Linked DNA regions of Homo sapiens: region 1 is linked to region 2. Evidence: chromatin loops called from intact Hi-C (ENCODE). Cell type or tissue: ovary. All regions are shown on one strand. Links, peaks and the distances in the headings refer to the core of each region. The heading gives the core; the rest is flanking DNA.

Region 1 (9,852 bases), core at 1,092-9,091, 67 kb after region 2:
ATGTCCTCTACCTCATTACTGGAACCCCAGTATGCATAACACCCCCTATAAACTGTAGTGCTTAGAATACCTGAACAGCCCCCTCCTCTCTCACCCCCATTTAGCAGGTTATGCGGAAGCCCAGCCCCAGAAGCCTCAGGCAGTCCCCTGGCAGAGCCCATCTCTGCAATCTGGAACTTCAGGCCTGAAAAATCCCCTAGAAGGACCCACAGGGAAGACAGCTGGGGACAGAGATATTGAATGACTTCGCCCTGGACCTGCAGCTCTGCAAACTCACAGGAAGAAGAAAGCAGACCTCGCTCCCTTGGACAGATGCCCAAGTAGTAATGGGGTTAGAATGCCTTCCTGACAACTCAGATCCCCAAGGGAGGGCCCTAGGGCAGAGAATCAGCAAAGGCAAGAGGATGAGTCTTAGTTCTCAGAAATCCCTGACTTCCCAGCTAAGCCCCACCTAGGCCACCAGCTGCTTATGAGGTCAGAGCAGCAGCAGCAGCAGCCCCCTCCCTACCCCACGGCCCCACGTGGTAACAGGTCACAATGCCCCGGGTGCCCACTCCCAGAATGCTGACCAAAGTGGGAGGAGGTGAGGAGGGTTTGCTGGGTGGGTATGGGGGAGGGGGAGACTCTGCAGGAGCCTAATTCCCCACTCTGAGCTCACCCTTCTGTCTGCCCGGGCCCTACCCCTTCCCCTACTCTCACCCTTATAATCCTTTTCAGCACTAGGTCTTCCCGTCACCTCCACCTCTCTCCATGACCCGGCTCTGCTTACCCAGACCCGAAGCACGTGAGGATCCGATCCCAGTTCCTCCAAGGGGCCTGGGTGCTGGGGAGGGGTCAGGTAGTCCAGTGCGTCCACCTGTATCCACCTGGGGCCCTAGCTGGGCCCAGCTCCTGGACAGTGTCCTATGGCTGGGGGCACTAGGACTGACAATCCAGGCAGTCTTTTCCACCACTGGCCCAGCCCTGCTGCTGCTTCTGGTCAGCTTCCTCACCTTTGACCTGCTCCATAGGTAAGTGGGCAGCAGCCTGGCAGGTGGGCATTGTAGGCGGGCGGGCCAGTGGACAACTTCCCTAAGCCCAGTCACCACCCTCTCTCTCCACAGGCCCGCAGGTCACACTCTGCCACAGCGCAAACTTCTCACCAGGGGCCAGAGTCAGGGGGCCGGTGAAGGTCCTGGACAGCAGGAGGCTCTACTCCTGCAAATGGGTACAGTCTCAGGACAACTTAGCCTCCAGGACGCACTGCTGCTGCTGCTCATGGGGCTGGGCCCGCTCCTGAGAGCCTGTGGCATGCCCTTGACCCTGCTTGGCCTGGCTTTCTGCCTCCATCCTTGGGCCTGAGAGCCCCTCCCCACAACTCAGTGTCCTTCAAATATACAATGACCACCCTTCTTCATCAGGCCCCCTTTTCTCCTTCCTGGCTGGGCAGGTGGGATGATACCCCTTTCTTCCCAGCCTGAACCTCACAGTCCTATAATATAGGTATCAGATACCTGGATCTGAGTCTTTGGGCAGCAAGAGAAGGTAGGATACTAGCCAGGGAGCCCAAGGAAGAATGTGGCAGCCACCTCAGAGCCTGTGGATTGGGGGCAGCCACTCTGGCCTCCTCTGTGGCTCTAGAGAATGAAGGTCCAGACAGAAAGACTTGCGAGAGAGCAGTTTGGAAAGGGGTGGATATCAGCCAGCAGGGAAAGCAGGAAAGGGACAGGGATCCAGGGAGGGCTTCCCATGAGAAAGCATGAGAAACTACATCTGCGGGGCTCCGAGGCTCCCCTGCCAGCCTGGAGGGTCCGTGCAGAGGGACTTGGGTGGGCCTCACACCCTACAGTGACTCCTCTCTTGGCTGGACCCCACCCCAGCCCGGGTCACAAAGGGGCTCCTCTGGGGAGGGTGGGGGTAGATGAGAGTGGGGACTTGGATCTGCCTGCCAGGCCGTCCTGGGCGCTGCAGGAAGCAACATGACTTAGGTAACTGCCCAGAGGTAAGTCCCAGTCCCTAATTCTGTAGCCCCACCCCACGCACACTGGTGCCCTCCTGACCCCTGCACCCCCTCTCTGCCCCCCCCCCCCAAGGTCCCAGGCATCTTCAAGACCCTGGCCCTCTCCCCAGGTGCACCAGACATGATGCAGCAGCCGCGAGTGGAGACAGATACCATCGGGGCTGGCGAGGGGCCACAGCAGGCAGTGCCCTGGTCAGCCTGGGTCACGAGGCATGGCTGGGTGCGCTGGTGGGTGAGCCACATGCCCCCGAGCTGGATCCAGTGGTGGAGCACCTCGAACTGGCGGCAACCGCTGCAGCGCCTGCTGTGGGGTCTGGAGGGGATACTCTACCTGCTGCTGGCACTGATGTTGTGCCATGCACTCTTCACCACTGGCTCCCACCTGCTGAGCTCCTTGTGGCCTGTCGTGGCCGCGGTGTGGCGCCACCTGCTACCGGCTCTCCTGCTGCTGGTGCTCAGTGCTCTGCCTGCCCTCCTCTTCACGGCCTCCTTCCTGCTGCTCTTCTCCACACTGCTGAGCCTTGTGGGCCTCCTCACCTCCATGACTCACCCAGGCGACACTCAGGATTTGGATCAATAGAAGGGCAACCCCATCCCACTGCCTGTGTCTGTTGAGCCCTGGCCTAGGGCCTGAGACCCCACGGGGAGAGGGAGGGCAATGGGATCAGGGCTCCCTGCCTTGGCAGGGCCCAGACCCCTAGTCCCTAACAGGTAGACTGGCCTGACCCCGGACTCCTTCCTCAAGTCAATGCTGCAGGTTCCTGGTGTGAGGGGCTGGGGGCTTTGAGAAGAGGGGGCAAGACAGATGGCTTAGCCATTGGTGAAAATTGCTTAGCCAGGGGCAGAGCTTGACCAAGCCACTGATAGCGCCCATATGGATGTGATGATACCCGTGGGGCCCCCTTGGCAACTGACAGCATCTTTTTCTCATAGCCACTCAGCTGTCTCAGCTTCAGACTCACTGAGAACTTCTACCTGGGTACCACTGGCCTTGCCATTCCTCCCACCAATCCCCTCTTTCCACTTCCAGGAGAACCACAGACTCTAGAGAGGGTCCCAGTGACAAAAATCTATCAGGGAGAAGGCTGGCCAGAAGCCCCAGGAGACCTCAACTCACTCGCTCTCCAAACCTTGCAGCCCACGCATCCTCCTCCCTAGACTTCCTACTTCCTGCCTCAGTCTGCATCCCCAAGTCTGAGAAATGGGCCAACTGGGGTCAGACAGCACCTACTCACTCTCTAAGAATCCCAAGGTCTGTTATGGAAAAATGATCAAGAAATCCCATTTCACCCACTTACACAATGTGTGGCCTTGGCCAATTAATTCATTTGAGCCTCAATGTTACGTGGGCCACTTCTGTCATGGGGTTGTTGTGAGTCAAAGACAATATCTATTTGTGAAGCATTTTGTAGAAGCCAAAAACCTGTAAGATGTTGTTTTGAGCTCTAAGAACTTTCTGTAGGCGCATAAGATCTTTTGACCCCAAAGACTGTTGAAGGAACAGGAAGCTTCTCTGGGCTTTCAGATCAACTCTCTGTCCTGGATAGAATTTTGGCCCTAAAATGGTAAACAAGAGGTCGGTTAAGTGTGTACAAGATGTAAAAGGTCATGTGCCATGAAATCTCAAAATGTGCAGATGTTGAACTATTTTGATTATGAAATGCTTGGGCCTGGGGCTGGGTGCCAGATGCTTGCACAGCTGTGTGAGTGGGGACAGCACAGCCCCAGGGTTTCCAAAACTGACCCAGCAAGCCGCTCAGGCACCAGAAGGGCTTTGGAAAGGGCAATCCTTTGATGCCCTGAATGCTGGCCGTTCGTTCACTTGCTGGCCCCTCCAACAAAACATTGAGTGATCGGTAATTACCAAGTAAGGTACATGATAGACAACTTTATCCACACCTGACCCCCACCCAAGCCCTGGCCATCCCCAACTCCTGCCCAGTTCTGATCCCTGCTTTATGTATAACCCTAAAATCCTTGCTCTTGAAGCCCCAGACCCAAGGTCCCCCTCTTTTGTCCCATAAATACTCAGGGCCTTGGGGCTAGCCCCTAGAACCCTGGTTCATTTTTGCCTTAGACTTTTGCAACCCTCCATGCCACGGATTAGATGCCTTCAGCATCAGTGCCAAAACCCAAGGTCCAGTCCTTCCTTTCTGTTTCTTTGTATTTCTCCCGCATTATGGCATGGTAGTGAGAGCGAGGTAGGACATGGGGCTGATGTGGTCTCATGGTTGGATGGGTTTTGGTGCATGAGCTGAGGCTGGGCGTGAGTCCCAGCACTCTCACTTACTAACTCCATGCCCTTAGTGGAAATCGCTAAACCTTCCTCAACTTCACTTTCCTCATGGGTAAAACTAAGGCAAGAACCCCTGTCTTAGGGCTCTGGCATGTGAGTGAAGGACCTGGGACCACTCCTAGCACCACAAATTATAGCTATGCTGTGACCATCCCATTTTAGAGATGAGAAGTCAGGCCCAGGATAGCCAGTTGCCAGTGGCAAGGCCAGGCCATCTGAGTCCTACCAGGCTACTCAAGGGAAGGTGAAGGGGGCAAAGGAAACACAAACAACCTAACTAACTGAAGACCCCAAGGCTTCTCAAGAGCTCCTATCAGAGCTAAAGCCCAGGCCTAGGGAAGTCATGAGTCAAGCCAATCTAGATGGCAAGCTGAGGATTCAGGATCCCATGTGGTGAGGGCAGAGACCAGGCTGCCTGGCCTAGATCCATCATTGACTTGGCCATGCATTGCTAGCCAGGGACGTTGCTCTGGAGCCTTGGGTCCATTCCAATGAAGGGAGAGAGGAGTTTGGGGCCCTGACCAGATGCTCTAGTGGATGGGATGTGGGCAGCAGCAAGGAGAAGACCTTCTTCCTTTCCCCACAGACTATATACCTTTTACCCTCCTGCCCAGCTGGTATGGGGTAAGGAGGTGCACCCAGACTAGAGAGCTGATGGGCAATACTCATCAAATTAGATCCACATATACCCTAGGACCCAGAACCCCAGAATGAATTTTCACAGAGGTCCATAAGGGCCTTGCCCCTCAAAATGTAGTCCCAGAATCAGCAACACAGGCATCACCTGGAAGCTGGTTGGAAATACAGTCTCAGGCCCTGCTCCAGACAGGCCGAATCAGAGTCTGCATTTTTTTTTTTTTTTTTTTGAGACAGAGTCTTGCTCTGTTGTCCAGGCTGGAGTGCAGTGGTGCAATCTCGGCTCACTGCGCTCCACCTCCCAGGTCCAAGCAATTCTCCTGCCTCAGCCTCCTGAGTAGCTGGGATTACAGGCGCCTGCCACCGAGTCCGACAAACTTTTGTATTTTTAGTAGAGACAGGGTTTCACCATGTTGGCCAGGCTGGTCTTGAATCCCTGACCTCAGGTGATCTGCCCACCATAGCCTCCCAAAGTGCTGGGATTACAGGCGTGAGCCACCGTGCCTGGCCAAGAGCCTGCATTTTAACAAGATTCCCAGGTGATACATTGTACCCTGTTTGAGAAGTGAAGCATAAGGGGGTATTATGAGAATGCCTATTGCACTGTTACTAGTGGGAGCAGGATAGGTAAAGGGAAGGGTAAAACAAGGCAGATGGGCCCAAGGGGCAGTAATTAGAAGGGGCAGAAGGTACATGAACCAATCTTAAAATCTTAGCATTGAAAAAGAAATGGAATGAGAATACAATTCCTCTTACACAAATTTAAAAGCATGTCAGCAAAACAAGACAATTTTTGGCAAGAACACATAAAAACGAAAGATAAACAGAATGGAATGGACAACTCTAGGGGCAGGCAAGTGGGAGTAGGGTATAGAGATAACAGGCAATAAAGCTAGAGAGCTTGCAGAGGCGAAACGTGATACCATCAACGTAATTCCTGAAATTCCTTTAAAAGTAGAAAAAGAAGTCCATTTAGAGTTAAAAGGCTTAAAAATGCAAGTCTGGGGAGAATGGGCATGGTGGAAGCCCTTCGGTTTGGGCCAAGAAGGGCGAGCCTTCCTATCGGCCTGTGTGTGACCTGGGCTGCTGGGTGGATGTGTTTGCCGGCCCTCCCCCACCGCACCCCGCAGGCTGCTCTCATGGGATTGGACTGTGGGCCGGGGATCCAGCAACAACTTCGGCCTGGCCGGAAAAATAAAGTCAAGGAGAGCATAAGGAACCGGAGCGGAGGCGGTGTCAGCGAGAGGGGCCTTGCGTCTCAGGAGAGGGGGGATCTACAGCGGTGCACACATGTGCTGGGGGATACCTGGGGTAGGGCTTCCCTCCGCCCCTAGGAACAGGGAAGGCGGCGTCAGGGGGCGCAAGCTGCTGAGGGGTACCCCTTCAAGAGATGGAGCGCCAGTGGCCACTCAGGAAAGGAGAGGGGTCCCCGAAAGGAAGAAGCCGTGCGACACCCAGGAACCTCCAAGGGCCAGCTGCGGGACATCGCGAGGGGGGCGCTGTCCTTTAGACTCGTGGGTGCAGAGAAAGGGGGAGGCTAGGAGAGGCCGAGTGGGGCTGGGGGTGGGGGAGGGACAGCCGGCCACAAGGCATGAGGGAGGAGACAGGGTCGTCAGGGAGGGGAAGGACGCCTGTGCGGCGCGCGCTAGACCAAGGCCCGGGGGCAGGGACAAGGCCATCGAAGCCGTGGTCACAGACGCGCCGGGAGGGAGGGGGCCACGTCGGGCGGCATGCGTTGAGGCGACAGGAGCGCCTGGTCAGACAGCAGCTGCTCTGAGGCGGGGGAAGGCGTGGTGGGGGGTCCCCTGCGGTGGGAACCCTGCGAGGACACCCGGGCCCAGGCGCGCGGAGCGGGGCGAGGGCGGCAGCTGGAGGGCGTCGAGGCCGGAGCGATGACCCTCGGGCAGAGGGGGACAGGCCAGGGTCTGAGGCTGGGAGAGAAATCCCAAGCCCGGCCCGGTTGGGAGGCCGTGGGCATCCACACGGGGCATGTGCTGGCGGCCCTGAAGCGCCGATGTCCCCGGACTCGCCGCACGCGGACTGGGGACCGACAGCGCGCAAGGAGAGCCCTCTGGCTCTGGCAACGAAGGGGCGGGCTTGGCGGGGGTGGGAGGAGAGAGCGCGGGGAGGGGTGTCCCACAGGCTAAGACTCCAGCACTCGGGGAGGGGCGGGAGGGTAAGAAGAGGGATCTTAGGGCCACTGTCATCACAGTGGCAGCTTCGTTGACTCTCACCCCTTGCCCCAAATCGCCGGCCTGCCGCCACTTCCCCTCACTAGAGACCCCTAGGCGTCGACGGCAGAGTTCCTGAGAACCCTGGAGAAGGAACGGCCTGATACTGAGCTGGGACTCCGACTCCTGGAACAGCCTGAGCCTGATATTATCCGATGCCCCTGAGGTAAAGAGCTGTCATTTGTGAGGATCTGACAGGGTCTGGATGCAGCCACCTTTGGACAAGTTTTTTGGTTTGTTTGTTTTTGTTTTTTTTCTGCTGAGCATTTTCATCTATATTCTGGAGCTCATACTTGCATCCTTTGTACTGATTCTGTTACCGACCCTCAAGGGGGTATTTGATCCCAGTGGGGTTTTTTCCCTGCTTGGTGCCGTTCATGCCAATAGACTGAGACCAGGTTCGGTTAAGCAGAGCAGAAACTTTATCATTGATCAAGGAATGGAGAAGGGGAGCCTGTGCTCAAAGCACCTTCTTGGGGCGGGGGGGTGGGGGGGTGGGAGTAGGGCGAAGAGGGATTTGTAAGATGTCTTAGGGCAGTAGGCAGAGCCTGGGGGCGGGGATTCCTGGAAAGATAGGGCTTTCCAGGGAGAACTGGAGTGTGTGCAGTCTCTCCTTCACTCCAGCACTGCATGTGCCCCGGCAAAGTGCACCTCCACCCCCAATCCCCCAACCCCCCAGGGCGGAGATTTCAATGTGGTAATGAGGTGAAGATTCAGGTCAGGGTAGCACTGCTGAGCTCCCTTCTCATCTTGTGGCTTGTTTGTGGTTACTGGCTTCCAGCCTCCATTTTTTAAAGCAAGCACAGCTGTGAACACTGGTTAATTTCACAGGTTTTGGGGCTTGCTGAAAGACTTGGGGTTACTCTGCAGTGACAATTCCCTACCTTGAAAATATTTTCCATCTTAAAAGAACTTGATTTGCTCTCCCTCTCCCGTCTCCCTCTCCCTCTCCCGTCTCCCTCTCCCTCTCCCTCTCCCGTCTCCCTCTCCCGTCTCCCTCTCCCGTCTCCCTCTCCCTCTCCCGTCTCCCTCTCCCTCTCCCGTCTCCCTCTCCCTCTCCCGTCTCCCTCTCCCTCTCCCGTCTCCCTCTCCCTCTCCCGTCTCCCTCTCCCTCTCCCGTCTCCCTCTCCCTCTCCCGTCTCCCTCTCCCTCTCCCGTCTCCCTCTCCCTCTCCCGTCTCCCTCTCCCTCTCCCGTCTCCCTCTCCCTCTCCCGTCTCCCTCTCCCTCTCCCGTCTCCCTCTCCCTCTCCCGTCTCCCTCTCCCTCTCCCGTCTCCCTCTCCCTCTCCCGTCTCCCTCTCCCTCTCCCGTCTCCCTCTCCCTCTCCCGTCTCCCTCTCCCTCTCCCGTCTCCCTCTCCCTCTCCCGTCTCCCTCTCCCTCTCCCGTCTCCCTCTCCCTCTCCCGTCTCCCTCTCCCTCTCCCTCTCCCTCTCCCTCTCCCTCTCCCTCTCCCTCTCCCTCTCCCTCTCCCTCTCCCTCTCCCTCTCCCGTCTCCCTCCACGGTCTCCCTCTGATGCCGAGCCAAAGCTGGACGGTACTGCTGCCATCTCGGCTCACTGCAACCTCCCTGCCTGATTCTCCTGCCTCAGCCTGCCGAGTGCCTGCGATTGCAGGCGCGCGCCGCCACACCTGACTGGTTTTCGGTTTTTTTTTGGTGGAGACGGGGTTTCGCTGTGTTGGCCGGGCTGCTCTCCAGCTCCTAACCGCGAGTGATCTGCCAGCCTCGGCATCCTGAGGTGCCGGGATTGCAGACGGAGTCTCGTTCACTCAGTGCTCAGTGGTGTCCAGGCTGGAGTGCAGTGGCGTGATCTCCGCTCGCTACAACCTCCACCTCCCAGCCGCCTGCCTTGGCCTCCCAAAGAGCCGAGATTGCAGCCTCTGCCCGGCCGCCACCCCGTCTGGGAAGTGAGGAGCGTCTCTGCTTGGCCACCCATCGTCTGGGATATGAGGAGCCCCTCTGCCTGGCTGCCCAGTCTGGAAAGTGAGGAGCGTCTCTGCCCGGCCGCCATCCCATCTAGGAAGCGAGGAGCGCCTCTTCCCGGCTGCCATCCCATCTAGGAAGTGAGGAGCGTCTCTGCCCGGCCGCCCATCGTCTGAGATGTGGGGAGCACCTCTGCCCCACCGCCCTGTCTGGGATGTGAGGAGCGCCTCTGCTGGGCCGCAACCCTGTCTGGGAGGTGAGGAGCGTCTCTGCCCCGCCGCTCCGTCTGAGAAGTGAGGAAACCCTCTGCCTGGCAACCGCCCCGTCTGAGAAGTGAGGAGCCCCTCCGTCCGGCAACCACCCCGTCTGGGAAGTGAGGAGCGTCTCCGCCCGGCAGCCACCCCGTCCGGGAGGGAGGTGGGGGGGGTCAGCCCCCCGCCCGGCCAGCCGCCCCGTCCGGGAGGTGAGGGGCTCCTCTGCCCGGCCGCCCCTACTGGGAAGTGAGGAGCCCCTCTGCCCGGCCAGCCGCCCCGTCCGGGAGGGAGGTGGGGGGGTCAGCCCCCCGCCCGGCCGGCCGCCCCGTCCGGGAGGTGAGGGGCGCCTCTGCCCGGCCGCCCCTACTGGGAAGTGAGGACCCCTCTGCCCGGCCAGTCGCCCCGTCCAGGAGGGAGGTGGGGGGGTCAACCCCCCGCCCGGCCAGCCGCCCAGTCCGGGAGGGAGGTGGGGGGTCAGCCCCCCGCCTGGCCAGCCGCCCCGTCCGGGAGGTGAGG
Region 2 (9,852 bases), core at 717-8,716:
ACAGGAAAAAAAAGAGTACAACAGCCAGAATGTTGTCCATGGCTACCTTACTGGTAGGTGACAGGACCAAGGACCCACCCTCCCAGCCAACTGCCAGGAAGGAGAGGAGGACAAAGTGCTCATGTGTTTGTCTAAAAAGCAACCTCATCAGCGCATATGTGTTTTTTTCCCAATAACTCTATGTAAAAAAGAAGACATTCACGGTGTCTCTGTACCACATGTCTGACAGATACACCATGTGTATATGGTGGGTATGTGCTCTGTATGATTAAGCTTTTCCTATGTGTATAATGGATATAAAATGTGTGGGAGGAGGATATGCCATGTGGGAGGTGAATTTGCTGGGGGCATCTGCTATATGGGATGGCTTTACAGTATTTGCAATAACTATATTTTGGGTAATCATTTACAACATAAAATGCGTATTAATGTATTTGTTCTGTGTATTTCCTATTTCTCTGTGCATATACTGTGTAGGGTGGGCATACACCGTGCATGATGGGTACAGGCTCTGTGTCTGCTTAGTATGCCATATGTGTGGGATGAGTGCAGGCTATATGTGGAGTACATGTTGTTTATGCTTGTGTGAAGGTTATACCCCGAGTGTGTGTGATGGCTGTATTTTGTGAGTAATAGTATCCAAGGCATAAACAGTGTCTACAAAGAATGTGCTGTGTCTGAGGAGTGTACATGGTGTGGGTGATGGGTATACTCTGGGGAGGGATGTGTTGTATAACAGATGTGCTATATGGGTGATGAGCATATACTGTGACGTATACACAGTGTGTGATAACATTACATGGGGTATGTGTGCGTACACGCCACATACGGAGCATATATTGTATGTGTGATGGGTATACAGTGCGTTGGGTATAATGAGTAATAAGTATAGGTAGTGTATATAATGGACTTACTCTTCATGGTGAATATATACTGTGTGGGAGTGCTAAGTATACACTTTGTGGCATAAATAAGCCCTGTGTGATCAGCACACGGTGTGTATGGTTGTATAGCGAAGTTGTCATTGTGATGGGTCTGTCTGGTGTGTATCAGGCACCCTGGTATATGGAGGCCATGATGGGAATATGGGATGTGTGCCTGAGTGGGAGCAGGCAGAGGGGACTCATCCTGTGGGGAGGGGGCATGGCAGGGAGCAGTTGGATCTTCATCTGTTTCCAGAACCCCCAGACCCTTGAGCCCACCGACCACACTGTTTCAGGTTCTTCCTCAAGTTCTTCCTCAAATGCAACCAGAACTGCCTGAAGAATGCGGGGAATCCCAGAGACATGCGCCGCTTCCAGGTGGGTCTGGAGAGAGGGTTTCCCCTTGCAACCCCACCCTTTCCTGATGGAGGGGAGGGGAGGGGGAAGGGAAGGCTGTGACCCTGCCACCCTGGGAAAGGCCTCCAAGGCAGATCTCTGCCCAGCCCTGTGCCTCCCCAGCCTGGTTGGTGCCTGCTGGGGGTGGGGCAGCTCCTTCTCAACTTGTGCTGGCTGCCAAGGGAGGCTTCATTAGAGTCCCACTTAAGAAGATGCTAATTGTGACATTTTTACATGATTAACGACCCAGGCAATTTGCATAGCGTGAAGCGGAGAGCAGCTGCCCTTAGCACATCCCCAAGCTGCACACCCCTCTCAGTGCAGGGCGGGGGAAGAAGGCAGCCCCAGTTTTCTCCCCAGAATAGGGCAGGGGCTCCTGCTGCTGAGTTCTCCGGCTGATGCTGCCCACCTCCACTTGCCTAAGACCCCATTCCTGGCTTGGAGGTCCGTGGATACAACCCAGCATTCTGTGTATGCAAAAACAGTAGCCATTCTTTGCCTAAGGAGCCAGTTTTTTCAGGGGTCTTTATTTTTGTAGCGCCTGGGGAGTCAGTTCATCTGGGGGTATCACCTGATCCAGCTGGCCCCCTTCCACCAGCTCAGACACTGCAGGATTGAAGCCCTCCTCCTCCCACCAGTGACCCTAAATTCCAGCATCCAACCACCAGCCTCAAGGTGCTGGTTCCCCACCACATTCCCCTCCCGGGAGCCCCCGAGGGCCCCAGCCAGGCTGGCCTCGGCTCTCCCCGCAGGTGGTGGTGTCCACGACGGTGAGCGTGGACGGACACGTGCTGGCCGTGTCCGACAACATGTTTGTGCACAACAACTCCAAGCATGGCCGCAGGGCGCGCCGCCTGGACCCCTCCGAAGGTCAGGACCCCCGGCCCAGCCCCGGCCGCCGCGGGCCCAGCCAGCCCCCCAGGCCCCACCTCAGCGCGGTCCCCTGACCTGGGTCCTCTCCTGCCTCCCAGCTGCCACCCCCTGCATCAAGGCCATCAGCCCCGGGGAGGGCTGGACCACGGGCGGCGCCACCGTCATTGTCATCGGCGACAACTTCTTCGACGGGTTGCAGGTCGTGTTCGGAAACGTGCTCGTGTGGAGCGAGGTGGGCCAACCCCGCCAGTCTCCCTCTGGGCCTAGGGGCTGGGCCCTCCCCTCGCCGGTGCGGGACCTGCAGGCCTCCCCTCTCCCCTCGCAGCTCATCACGCCCCACGCCATCCGGGTGCAGACGCCCCCGCGGCACATCCCCGGGGTGGTGGAGGTGACCCTCTCCTACAAGTCCAAGCAGTTTTGCAAGGGATGCCCCGGCCGCTTTGTCTACACAGGTAAGGAGTCGGGCGGGGGAGTGGAGGTCTAAGGTGCGCGGAGGGAGCCCCACCCTGCGCACTGGTCTCCGTTCTTGGTGATAGGAGTTAGCCGAGCTCTACGCTGTGGCCACGACCCCTAGACGGCCCCGGGCCCCTTTAACCACCTATGCCTGTGATCGCTCCGCTCGCAGGACCGTCTTTCCCTGGCTCTGTGTGTTTCCCTCCCTGGCCTCTGGCTCCTTAGTCCCTTCCCCGGGGCAAAGTCCCCCCCACAACCAACATTCTTACTCCCTCAGCCATCTCACCTCCTGAACATTGTGTCTCCCGCCCGCACTCTCCAGGGTTTAGAGCCTCTCCAAAGGGATGTTTATTCCAAAGATGCCAATGGGGTCGCTGCTCCCCGAATCTTCTCTGGGTCTCTTGGTTCCCCCACGCTACCCCAGGCCTCACTCTGCATGTACACGCACACACACGTGCGTACATACACACCCCTTGCACGACGCCAGGGCGAGCAGTGAACACACGTGGAGAGGCAGTGTAGAACCCCCCAGCCTGGCTCTATTTGGCCGCTGGCCGAGTCTTCTCCATTTCCATCCTCCCGCCCCGCCCCAGCTGAGCCACCCACTTCTCCTCTCCACCCCACCGCAGTCCCCACCATCGCGCAGCCCCCCGCACCGATGCTCATCGAGCCCTTCGAGGGACACTCGGTAGTGACCCTACTTAGCCTCCCCGGAGCTCCAGTCTAACGCGGAAAGGCTGAGCAGAGAACCGCATGGGGTGGGTGGGGTCACGCGGTCAAGGGGCTGACAATCAAGGAAAACCTTTGGTAGGGAGTGCCTGCTGAGCCCGGCTCAACCGAAACCCGAGGGCTGAGTGGGGAGGTTGACCTGGGGAAGGAAGGGTGGTTGCAGAAGGAATGATAAGGACCGATCCCCAGAAGTGAGTGCTTTCTCTTTGCCGGGAAACTAAAGGAAATCCACTAAGTCAGGATCAGAGGTGAAGGTAGGGCTCTGAGACTGGTGGATTAGGTCGGGGCCAGGCTATCTGAAAAGGGCGGTGCGGGGATCAGGAAAAGGGGAAGGAGGAGGAGAAGGGCGTGGGGAGCTGGGTCAGACGCGCATACACACACACACCCCTTGCACAACGCCAGGGTAAGCAGTGAACACAACACACGTGGAGATGCAATGTAGAATCTGGCCGCTGGCCGGATCTTCTCTACTTCCATCCTCCCGCCCCAGCCCAAGCCACCCACTTCTCCAGTTGCTTCCCTGGGGTGCATGCAAACCTCTAGCCTTCAGATGCTGCAGAGAGTCCACTTGAGCCGTGATAAATGGAGATTGTTAAGTTTTTTCTTTTTTATAATAAACTCCTGATTTGACCAGATGAAAAGAGAAAACTCTCCATCGAGTCCTGCCCTTAGGACTATAACTCATATGTGTATACGGTTTCCCTTTTTTCTAATCACAAATGGGTGCATGTGTGTTCATACCAAGCGCCTAGGGCCGAGGACAGAGGCTGGCTCAGTAAATATTTGTTGAGTAAACAAACGAAAGAACTGAAACTTCCCTGAATCTCGCTGCCGGGGGTGCCTGGAGTTTTCCGGGGGACTTGGGCTGGGCCTGGTGGAGGGGGCTGCAGCGAGGCTCTCGGACTGGGCGCTGGCCTGCTTTTGGCGCCCTGCGTCTCACCCTGGGAGTGGGGGGCTGCGGGGGAGACGTCCTCCAAACGCCGCCCCCTTCCCCAGCTCTGAACGAGCCCACCATTGACTACGGATTCCAGAGGCTACAGAAAGTCATTCCCAGACACCCCGGAGACCCCGAGAGGCTGCCCAAGGTACTCAGAGGGGCGGGGCGGGGCGGGGCTGAGGGTGTCCTGTGGGCAAGGGGGTGAGGAGGGGCTCCCGAGGGCCCCTTGGTCGCCCCCAGGGGCTGCCCCTCCGTCCCGCTGTCTCTCCCCCTGTCCCCAGGAAGTGCTGCTGAAGCGGGCGGCCGACTTGGCAGAAGCCCTGTACGGAGTGCCCGGCAGTAACCAGGTATGGCGCCTCCGCCCTCCCAGCGCCGCCGGGACCGGGGCCCCCCAGCACGCGGCGCCCGCGGCTGCCCCGGCCGTGCCCCGCTCTTGTCTTCGCAGGAGCTGCTCCTGAAGCGCGCGGCGGACGTGGCCGAGGCTCTGTACAGCACCCCCCGCGCACCCGGGCCGCTCGCACCCCTGGCCCCGAGCCACCCACACCCCGCCGTCGTGGGCATCAACGCCTTCAGCAGCCCGCTGGCCATCGCCGTCGGGGACGCCACCCCGGGGCCCGAGCCGGGTGCGTGGGCCGCGCCTCCCCGCCGTCCTCGGGCGCCGCCACCGCCCCTCCCCGGCCGGCACCGCCCCCTGACGGCCGCGCTCTCTCTCGCAGGCTACGCGCGCAGCTGCAGCAGCGCGTCCCCCCGCGGGTTCGCGCCCAGCCCCGGCTCGCAGCAGAGCGGCTACGGCGGCGGCCTCGGAGCTGGCCTGGGCGGCTACGGCGCGCCGGGCGTGGCCGGCCTCGGCGTGCCTGGGTCCCCCAGCTTCCTCAATGGCTCCACCGCCACCTCGCCCTTCGCCAGTGAGTGTCCCCCGCCCGCGAGGGAAGGTCTGGGGCCGGGGAGCGGAACGGGACTCAGCCCCGCCCCCGCCCATCCCGGAGAGGTTGGGGCGCCGGCGCCGTGAGAGTCGACCCTGGCTCAGCCCTCGGGGTCAGGCCCACCGTCCCCGCCTGGGACCTCCCCTGCCGCAGAACCTCAACCCCACCCCTAGGCTGCACATCCCGGGGTCCTGGGGCCAGAGTACTCCGTGCACTTTTAGCCTTCTTTGCCGGTCCGTTATGCACATCGCTTCTAGGCCTCCGGTCCCCCTGAAGTGGGCTCTAATGGGTGGCGGGCGTCCATCTGAAACCTGGGACACCGCCCCCTTCCCATCTCGCGCCCGGACTTGGGGAGGAGGCTGGCGCCGCCTGCCGGAAGCCTAAGGAAACTCAGGGCTCGAGGGAAGCCGGCTTCCAGCCGCCCCCCAGCTCCCAGGACTCCAGAGGCCAGGTGGGCGTGGGGAGGATGTGGTCCCCGCGATGTCGTCCGGCAGAGCGAGCGAGTTCTGTGTGATCAGACAGAATTTGAGTTTCAGTGTCCAAATCAGGAGCTGCCGGGCATTCAGCAAGTTACTTATTTGAACTTGTTTCCTCGCAGTCAAATAGGGTCAATTCCACCCCCTGCTTAAGGTTGATCTCGGATCTGAATGTGCCACTGTGCCTAAAGGGCCAGTGTGTGATTTCGGAGTCCCAGCCCTGACTGTGGGCGCTGACCACATCCCATCTGGCTTCTTAGAGTGGGGAGCTCAGAGCTGGGTGGACAGGCAATGTCTGCATGTCATGAGTGAGTGACCTTCCGAACGGCTTTGATGCCTTGTCATTTTACACTGCCCTCAAGACTCTTCCATCATCAAGTTCCAGATCAGCATGTTCACAGCTCTTTTTAGCTTAGCTATTCAGCAGGCATTTATAAAGCGCCCACTGTATGCAAAGCCCAGGGCTTGGGGGATCCCCCCACTCCTGTCACCTGCAAGAAGCCTCCCTATCAATCATAAGAGAGATTGTCCCTGAAGTCCCAGGCGACTCTGCCGAGCTGGAGAGGTGGTGAAGGCTGTCCCAGAAGGAACTGGTCATGGCTTTGCCCGTGGTGCCCTCTCCTCTCCCTGTCCCATATTTGCCATTGCCGAGACTGCACTGTCTGTCCACCAGCCTGGCTTTCCTTGCAGGGCGTGTGTCCTGCCTGCTTTCTGGCTGAAGGCTTGAGCCTGGCCCTGTCCTCTGGCCTGGGCTCAACTTCTGGGACCCAAGGCCCCATAAGCCAGAGTCCACATAGGCCATGGCCTTCTGGTGTCCCTCCCAAGGCCCCTGCCTCTCCTGGCTCTTTGCTCAGGCCAGGATTGACTGCTCCTCCTTCCCTTCAGTTCTGGGGCAGTACCCTCACAGCCTCTCTGTGGGCACCCCCTTGGGCCAACACTGGTGGGGGTATGGAACATCACATACACTGTGGTCAACAGTAGAGGAACACTCTGCCCCAGTGTGCAGAACCCAGCCCAGCTGGGGTCTTCTGATTCAGCAAGAAGATCAAGAATTCTAGAGCTGCTTAAACCCAGCATCAGCTGGAGACACACTGGACTTGAGGGAGGGTTGGTCCCATTTCATGATATTGTCTTGACCGAGGCTTACCCAGGTACCCTTCCACTCCCCACGTTCAGGGTGCTTTGTGGCCCGACTCCAAGGGGTGTCATTCTCATTGAGTTTGCGAGAACATTCCTGGAGTGACATCAGAACTGCCCCAGCCAGAGGCTCAGGGGCTGTTTGCTTGGGTCTCTCTTTGTTTTTCTGCTTCAGCCACCAGCAACCCTGGAATGAATCACAACTCCCCACACTACCTACCCAAGGTACAAAATGTGGCCGTGAGCCCTGGGCATTGAGAGCTATAGTACATTTTCTGGCATTGGTCTCAAGCCCTTCATCGGGCTCTGGGGCCTCTCCAGCTGGCAGTAACTGTTGTCTTAAAGGAGATGAGGCTGAGGGCATTTGGAAGAGGGGCAGCTGTTGAAGGCATTCTTGTATCAAGGGAGGTAGGAGGGCCCTCTGATGCCAAAGGCAGCCTTCTCAGGCTATTGCTTTCTTCCAGGAAGCCCCACCCACCCCACTGCCTGCTGCCTGGACAATACTCAGATCACAGCCTTACCAGTCTTTACAGGAGAGAGGCAGGGAATTGGGTTCAGATGAGGATGTAGAAAGGTGGGATCCAGCGATGCCCCAGGCCTGAGCCCCCAGGAGAGGAGGCTGCAGGAAGAGGGGGCAGGCAAAGTCTGTGTGCAGGAGGCTCCCTTGCCATTCCCAGGAGGGCAAGCCGCAGCCTGGGTGGCTAGGGAGTTTGAGAGCAGGAAGATCTGAGGATGTACATCCCTGCAATTTGCTTTAAAATTGACCAGCTGGAAGTGGGAGATTCAGGAGACCACCCCCCCCCACAGGGCCCAGGCTGGAGATGACAAGGACCTGCATTAAGCTGTAAGGAAACAAAGTACCCCAGGGTGCAGGGGGAAGTGGGAGAGGGACAGAGGAGCATAGGGAACATTGGCAAGGAGAGCATATTTGAGGAGGAAGTTGGAGTGCTGTTTGTGATGCTGGGCAGAGAGGCTTATAACAGGAGCCTGTGCGTTCCCCCAAACTTCATCCCTAACTACTTGTTCCAGCTCTTCTGTGACTCCTGAACTATGACTCTAGCCTTGGCACCCCAAGCAAGGCTCATAAATGTTTCCTAGCATCTCAGAATCCCAGGGGTTTTCAGCAGAAATCCTGAAGTAGTCCAGCTGTTGCTCATCTCATTTTTGGGGGGTACCTCCCACTGTTTGTTTTTTTTGAATGTTCTGGTTTTGCTTTTGTCTTTACCTGGTCTGGCCCTGTCATCCCCAGCCCCGAGAAAAGGTCTCCAGAACCGCTGAGAGGTCAGGGCTGGCCCAGGACCCTCACAGCTCCCAGTGAGATCTGAGCCTGGTACCTGTGTCAGCAGCCCATGTGGGGCCCCAGCCAAGCTGCTCACTCTGGTGCTGTCTCCCTGTTGTGTCTCCCACCACCTTCCCTGCTGCGCCTGCCCCTCCCCGCCCCGCCCCGGAGTCATGCCCTCTAGCCCCCCGCTGGCGGCTGCCTCCTCCATGTCCCTCCCGGCCGCTGCCCCCACCACCAGCGTGTTCTCCTTCTCGCCTGTCAACATGATCTCCGCCGTCAAACAGAGGAGCGCCTTCGCCCCCGTGCTGCGCCCCCCAAGCTCCCCACCCCAGGCCTGCCCCAGAGCCCACGGAGAGGGGCTTCCAGGTGAGTGATCCACCCTGCCTCACTGTGGCAGGAAGGAAGGGCCCTTGTGGAGCAGCTGGGCTACAGGGGCCTGCTCTGTCCACATCTCACCAGTGCCTCATGCTGGCTAACCTGCTCTTCTTGGAGGACGGAGAGCAGGGAGCTCTGCTGGGGTCCAGGGAGGTCCCTCTGGCCCCCTCTGCCCTGGCCTCCCAGCCTGGGATGGTCACCATTCTGGATGCTCTCAGTTGACCACTTGGCCAAGGGGAAGAGACTCAAATCACAGTTGATGAGGTCTAGAAACTACCCCAACACTCCATCCCCATCCAGCTGAGCCCAGAGCAAAGACCCTCAGAGCTGGTGGGCTGCACGCCTGTACCTGTGCCTCCCTGTGTCCACCAGAGGGTAGCACACACCACTGTGAGGGACTGGGTCGCTGACCATGGAAGGGGACTGACCTTAGAAGAGGCTTAGCCCAGCTTCCCTCCCCGCATTTTACAGATTAGGACTTGAGACCAAGTCATCTTCCCACATCCCATTCATGAAATGGCTGTTCTCTCACTTTACCCATGTGCAGCAGAACCTTTGAACCAGCAGAGCCTTTCCTATCCACGTGGTGATTGGAAACTCACTGGGAGGACAGAGGAAGGGACTGGCTGTGGAAAAGGAGGAGGCAACAGGATGTGGGTGGGGCAGAACAGGTCCTTGTTGATGGGGATGGTGGGGGCCAGGGCCAGTGTCTTCCCTAAGAGGCTTACAGGTGTTTTCTTTTCTGGCTAAGGGATGCTTCCACGGGATCCCCTAGGACTCAATCTGGCATGCAGCAGGTGTTTAATAAATAGTCAAATTATTGAATGAATATATGAGTCAGAAGGGCACCGTTCACACCCACACAGAAGGCTGCAGTGCAGTTTGTGGGGCACTGATCTGGAAGAGGTTGGGTTAGAGCACGTCCTATTGAGTATTCCCCAAGACAATAATGGGTCAGAGCAACAGAGCATTAGGAAAGAATCAGTGTTGAAATTACGTAAGTGGCTACTGAAGAATTTGTCAGAGCCTTTCATGTGCCAGGGTACGTTGTGAACCTTCTAGGAAACAGGAGATGCAAATTTATTTGAGCACAAAAATGTATTTTTCTAACAGCATCTTGAGATTAGTTCCTGGGGAATGACCTTGAGATGCAGGAAGAGACACCCTCATGGTTTCCTCAGCCTGATGTAGGGGCTGATCAGGCTGGGATGCCTATCACAAGAGCAAGGCCAGTGGCTTGGGCCCCAGAACCATCTCCAAATCCAAGGCAGGGGCAGGTGGGGCAGCCTCCAGGCTGAGACAGGGGAGGGGGCTGTGGAAAATGCTCTATGGAGCCTCTGTGCTCCAG

What was found. Hi-C counts contacts between places; a loop is a spot of excess contacts. Peaks named below come from ENCODE experiments on the same cell type or tissue, not always from the same donor. Only the 100,000 strongest peaks of a DNase experiment are listed, where the experiment ranks them.
Region 1: a loop joins it to region 2, with 2.8 times the contacts of the local background. A loop is called at or near these places in 3 of 110 quality-filtered maps.

Annotation. Positions count from the first base shown.
Region 1 is chr20:2,814,435-2,824,286 of GRCh38, forward strand. It overlaps C20orf141 (chromosome 20 open reading frame 141), which reads left to right and starts at 553. Exons shown (of 3, transcript NM_001256538.2): 1 at 553-583; 2 at 718-1,010; 3 at 1,104-1,396. The coding sequence starts at 751. The coding sequence ends at 1,341. TMEM239 (transmembrane protein 239) reads left to right here and starts at 1,930. Exons shown (of 2, transcript NM_001167670.3): 1 at 1,930-1,981; 2 at 2,110-3,628. The coding sequence starts at 2,121. The coding sequence ends at 2,579. RefSeq lists a silencer at 2,427-2,486 and a cis regulatory region at 6,860-7,241. In ovary, for the core only: no CTCF peak of the experiment used is centred there; DNase peaks (open chromatin) are centred at 6,087 and 6,857; H3K4me3 peaks cover 1,798 bases; H3K27ac peaks cover 1,476 bases.
Region 2 is chr20:2,747,330-2,757,181 of GRCh38, forward strand. EBF4 (EBF family member 4) reads left to right here. Exons shown (of 17, transcript NM_001395167.1): 7 at 1,220-1,301; 8 at 2,072-2,189; 9 at 2,291-2,424; 10 at 2,518-2,644; 11 at 4,371-4,459; 12 at 4,593-4,658; 13 at 4,757-4,934; 14 at 5,028-5,216; 15 at 8,298-8,495. Among named protein-coding and RNA genes, the nearest start is that of CPXM1, 48 kb to the right of the region's middle. RefSeq lists silencers at 2,978-3,117, 4,896-5,075 and enhancers at 3,054-3,734, 3,803-4,314. In ovary, for the core only: CTCF peaks have their summits at 4,967 (motif pointing left) and 5,583 (motif pointing left); DNase peaks (open chromatin) are centred at 2,098, 2,602, 3,832, 5,572 and 1 weaker place; H3K4me3 peaks cover 1,720 bases; H3K27ac peaks cover 2,016 bases.